Regions from separate parts of the Homo sapiens genome. Here region 2 is linked to region 1. Evidence: read pairs that join two places in POLR2A ChIA-PET (ENCODE). Cell type or tissue: OCI-LY7. All regions are shown on one strand.

Evidence for each region. Peaks named below come from ENCODE experiments on the same cell type or tissue, not always from the same donor. Only the 100,000 strongest peaks of a DNase experiment are listed, where the experiment ranks them.
Region 2: POLR2A ChIA-PET joins it to region 1 with 19 read pairs; 2 of 35 experiments call an interaction of 5 or more read pairs at or near these places.

The regions. Positions count from the first base shown.
Region 1 is chr1:67,735,118-67,737,617 of GRCh38, reverse strand. All of the region lies in intron 2 of GNG12 (G protein subunit gamma 12), which reads left to right. Among named protein-coding and RNA genes, the nearest start is that of GADD45A, 51 kb to the right of the region's middle. RefSeq lists an enhancer at 1,393-1,472. In OCI-LY7, no CTCF peak of the experiment used is centred here; DNase peaks (open chromatin) are centred at 1,127, 1,617, 2,155 and 2,335; H3K4me3 peaks cover 2,500 bases; H3K27ac peaks cover 2,500 bases.
Region 2 is chr1:68,211,919-68,214,418 of GRCh38, reverse strand. The region is part of intron 1 of WLS (Wnt ligand secretion mediator); the gene reads left to right. Among named protein-coding and RNA genes, the nearest start is that of WLS, 19 kb to the left of the region's middle. In OCI-LY7, no CTCF peak of the experiment used is centred here; no DNase peak of the experiment used is centred here.

The DNA of each region.
Region 1 (2,500 bases):
AAAAAAAGAAAGTCTTCATATTGAAAAGAGGAGGAAACACTGATCTAGTCCAAGCTCTTTGTTTTACTGATGCAGAAAGGGAAAGGGAAGGGGATTGAGTAACTTGCATAAATTACACAGTTAACCAACTAACAGCTGAACCTAGATAGACCCTCGGTTTCTTGACCCTGGGCCCAGAGCTCTTCTTACCATCCATGTGACTGTTTATCTTTCAGAACCAACTTTCTTCAGGCCAATAAATGAGGTATTGCCTTAGAACAGAAATCATTTATATTTGGCCATGGAATTATATTAATGATTTATTTTTATAATGATTAATTATGAGAATTATAATTAGACTTTGCTTTAGCTAGTTTCAAAATCCATTTATAATCCCCTAAGCACAGGCCATTTGGCAATGCAAAAGACTAAGTAGCCCAAGAAGGGTTGATGAAAGTATGATTTTTAATTTGCAGTAGATAATTTACCTAATGAGTACTACTTATATAGAAAATTAAGACTTGGTTTTAGTTGCAAACATCATTTTAAGGAAGCTTAGCAGCCTACGTGGAATTTCAGGAGTGGACACATCTGAATATCCACAATTCTTGGTTTATATTCAGGCTGCACAACTTTAGTACCTATATGATGTTGGCCATGCTCACTCACTCCTCCAACCCTCAGTTTACACATCTGCAAAATGAGATACTTCTTTTCCAGTGTTGCTGTGGACATTAGCAGGCACACACATTTGGTGCTTGCACAAATGAGGTCCTAAGAGGTGGGTCCCTCTCATCTTACGTGAGGAAACTGAAGCAGATTAGAAATGACCCAAGGAAACCACTCCGAGTTCAGTCTGGAGCCCACTCCCCTAGGTTTTAATCATCCCCCAACTCAGTCCCTATCTGCTGAGGTTCCTGGATCCAGACGGTTCTTACCAAGGAACTGTCTGTCCCCACCACATGGATGGTTTTCCTGGCAGAGGTGTGCCCTGTGAGGGGGTCACTGCTCCTGGGGTTGGCATCGTGAGGCTGAGCCTGCAGGCTGCACAAGTATGTTCCACTGAGAGGCTGCCCTGGTGACTCCATTACTCACGCATCCCTGCCACACAGTGCAGCTGGGCCGTGGCCCCAGCACAGGGTTCATTTACATAGCTGCACAACAGGAAGCAGTCTAGTGTTTAGAGCTGCCCTGGCCCACTGAGAGCAAATTGTTTCAGGTGCTGTGGTGTGGGTTCTGGAACTGTGGGCTGTGCCTTTGGCGTCCACGTTAGCATCAGGAAGCAGTAGCCTTCTACTGCAACATTCTCCCTGCCTGCTGCTTGGTTCGGGGGTTGGGATTTTTGTTTTGCTTTGGTTGTTGTACACTCTCACGCTTGGCAGGCACAACCGGAAGAAGAGGTGGGCGTTGTGTCAGGCTGGGAGGGAGTGCCTTTGTGGAGCCAGGGTTCCTAATGAACAGACTCCTAGTTCTTCTCCCACAGTTCCTGCAAGTGAAATGGCAGATGTATGAGTCACTTCATAAGATGGGAACAGGAAGACATCCTGTTGATGCCAAGCCATTTTCAGTTCAGTGATGAGAATCTACCCCCCGCAAGAAAGTGTGTTTGTATCTTCCTCCTTTCCCCAGTGCAGAGGGGGTCAGCACCTGGCTCTTTCCCTTGTGAGAACTCCTCCACTTGGTTTAGCGCCCAGGAAATCAGCCCTGTCTTTCATTTGCATCTGTTATGTTATCAGAAGATCCTCTTTGCCAAAGATACTTTCTGTCTGAACTATTTTTAAAAAAATATTTTCCCTTGTTTTTTCCTTCTTTAGAATAATATTGTACTCTGTGATGGTTTAGGATTTTCTTTCATGGAAGAATTTTTTTATGTTTTTCTCACAGGAGCTTCACTGTTGTTAGTGAAGATCACTCAGAAATTATAGTATTTACAGTGATTCTCTGCCCCTTTTAATTGAATTCTCATAGTTCCTTTCTTAAATTATTTGGTATTCTTTATAATCATTATAAGAGGTCACATTTATTGAATGTTTGGAGGCAGGCACAATTTTAAGCACTTTACATATGCATTTCATCCTCAGATAGTTCCATGAGATGTAGAGACTGTTGCCACTCCCATTTTTGCAGATGAGGACGCAGGCTCCAATTAAGCAACTCCAAAAGTCACACAGTTAAATGGCAAGAACCAGAACTTAAGCCCTGTTCCTAATAACTCCCTTTGCCAGCATTCACTCAAAGTGTGATCAGCAGAACAATGATCTCATGAGATGTTCCTCGGAAAATATTTTTATGTGCAAATAATTTGGGGAAATGCTGCAAGCCACAAGCCTCTTGCCAGATCATAAATGTATCTTAGTGCAGGAAAGACCCTGAGAAGTCTTGCGTGAAAGAAGTCTGCTTATCATTGTGTGAACTAGGGCTTTCCAAAATACATGGCATGGAACCCATTTCAATATATACCTATTAAATTGTAATACATCTGAGGCCAGGCGCGGTGGCTCATGCCTGTAATCCCAACATT
Region 2 (2,500 bases), 480 kb before region 1:
CACTCCAGCCTGGGTGACAGTGCGAGACTCCATCTCAAAAAAAAAAAAGGAGTAAGTTGGTGGAGGCCACTGCTGCATTGCAGAGTGTATTTGGACAGTTAGCTTATTTTGATGAAATAAGTCCTCTGTAACAATTAAAGAATAAAATAAGTTATGGAACCAACCTCTGTTAGGCAGCTCCTCTAACTAGAGCAGTATTGGAAATGGGGTGTGTGTGTGTGTGTGTGTGTGTGTGTTCAGAGATCACTGTTGAGCACCAAGTTGCTGGTGAAGATCATTAGTGACAATTCCTGGAACTTGGCCAGGCTGCTGGCTTTGAAGCAAAGCTCATTGCAACACGGGTTCCTGCTGGGCTGGATGTCTGTGTGAAATGGATGGCAACAGGATGTCCCAGCAGCTGAAATGAAGATCCTGAAGGCAGAAGAGAAGCTTTAATGACTGCCCAAGCCGAGCAGTAGTGCTGGGGATGGTTGGGAAATTCAGTAGATGTTATGATGACTCGAGGTTTCTTTGGGACATCTAGAAGGCTGTGAGGCCGAGGAAGCAATGAGCAGCACACGTTGCTACAAGTTCTGAACTAGGTTAGCCATGGGCTACAGAAGGAGTAAACACATGGATTTTGCCCTCCAGCAACTTAAATTTGGGAAGACAAGATCCATAAAATAAGACAGTTTGTTGTTAAGGGCTAAGGGATCTAGGCATTTTTTAGATCAGATAATTTTTTTTTTTGATACATGGGGGTTTGGTATGGGCCTTTAAAGTATGGGACAGCCATCTGAAATACAACTTGATGTGCATAATCCAAGGCAAGATTCATCTCACTCAAGGTGCCAAATTAATAATGAACTTAATACAGAAAGCCATGAGCAGAGTATCAAGAGTTCTGGCTCTAGCCCCATTTATCTCTTTGGTATATCATTGAATCCCTCATGCTTCCTCGTCTTTCCTTTTTTTTTTTTTTTTTTTTGGAATGAAGTTTCGCTCTTGTTGCCCAGTCTGGAGAGCAATGGCGCAATCTCAGCTCACTGCAACCTCTGCGTCCCGGGTTCAAGTGATTCTCCTGCCTCAGCCTCCTGAGTAGCTGGGATTACAGGCGCCTACCACCATGCCTGGCTAATTTTTGTATATTTAGTAGAGACGGGGTTTCACCATGTTGACCAGGCTGGTCTTGAACTTCTGACCTCAGGTGATCCACCTGCCTCGGCCTCCCAAAGTGCTGGGATTACAGACATGAGCCACCACGCCCGGCTTTACTTCCTCTTGTCTTTCTAAATGGACCTGGTAATGCTTTCCCTTGGCAAATAAAAACAGAGGCATGTCTTTCCTCAAAGCCAAGTATGGTTGGGCTTTTCCACCCATTTCTTTTCTTCCTTATTAAAGGCACTAAAATAAATCTTCAGACATGTTAGGTTACCTATCATTAGAAATTTATTTTAGATGATCATTAAGGTATATCTTAGCGCTTAGCTAAATTCTGAAGAATACAAAGAGGCACGAGAGATGATAATCTGTTCATCTGTGGTGTTATTGAAATAAAGCACTGGATGTTAAATTAGTGAGTTGAGATCTCAGTATGGGAATCTACCACTTGCCAGCTATGAGACCTAGTCTTGCTTTTACTGTCTCATCTGTAACCTACTATAGATCTGAAAGCTTAAATAAGATAATTATATGAAGGCATTTATCTTTTGGATTATACCAAAAACAGATAAGGTGGAACTATTTAGCTGAGTAGACAGGCAATGACATATATAAAAACATCATTAATAAAATAGAGCAGTGTAAGATGAAAATATTAGGTAATATTATTTGAGTACTTAGTATGTACCAGGCAATGTATTAAGTATTTTATGTGCATTATGTCAACTCCCGATCTGGTAGTGTTGGAACTAAAATCTTCATCTAACTTGCTATTTTTATGTTTAAAGGTCTAGAGAAATTGAAGGATCCTTAAAGCACTGATTTGGACCTCCTTAACTTGTTAATTGTATTTTCTTTTAAAACCCTTTGTTCTAAAAGTAATGGAATTTGGGGGATAAAACCTGGAGGTGGCTGTGAATTGACCAGAAGGTTTACAAGTACCCATAAGGGCTGGCATTGTGTTAGACATTGTGGGCAAATTCATTCAGCTCTGGGACTCCATCTGTATTTCCCTTCGTGAACTCTTTTGCTGAATGTCCCATCATCCTTTGTCGAGATGAGGTCCTGTTCATCCTGTCTGCTTTCACAACATAAATGTTTTAGGAACTCTCCACAGACTGGCTGGATTGTCTGTTTGGGCTGTGAACAGATTGTGTGGGTGATGAGACAAGTAGGAAAAGACTCAGCGATCAAAAAAGGGGGAAGGAAAGCTCTTTCTCTTTCTCTTAGAATGGAGCTCGGATACAAAGGGTACTTCGTTAATCATGCCTCCTTTGTAATCAGAATGGGGGAGGTATTTTTTTAAACCACCACTATTTTGTCCTCTGTCTCATCCAAGTTAAGCCAACTGTGCAATGGC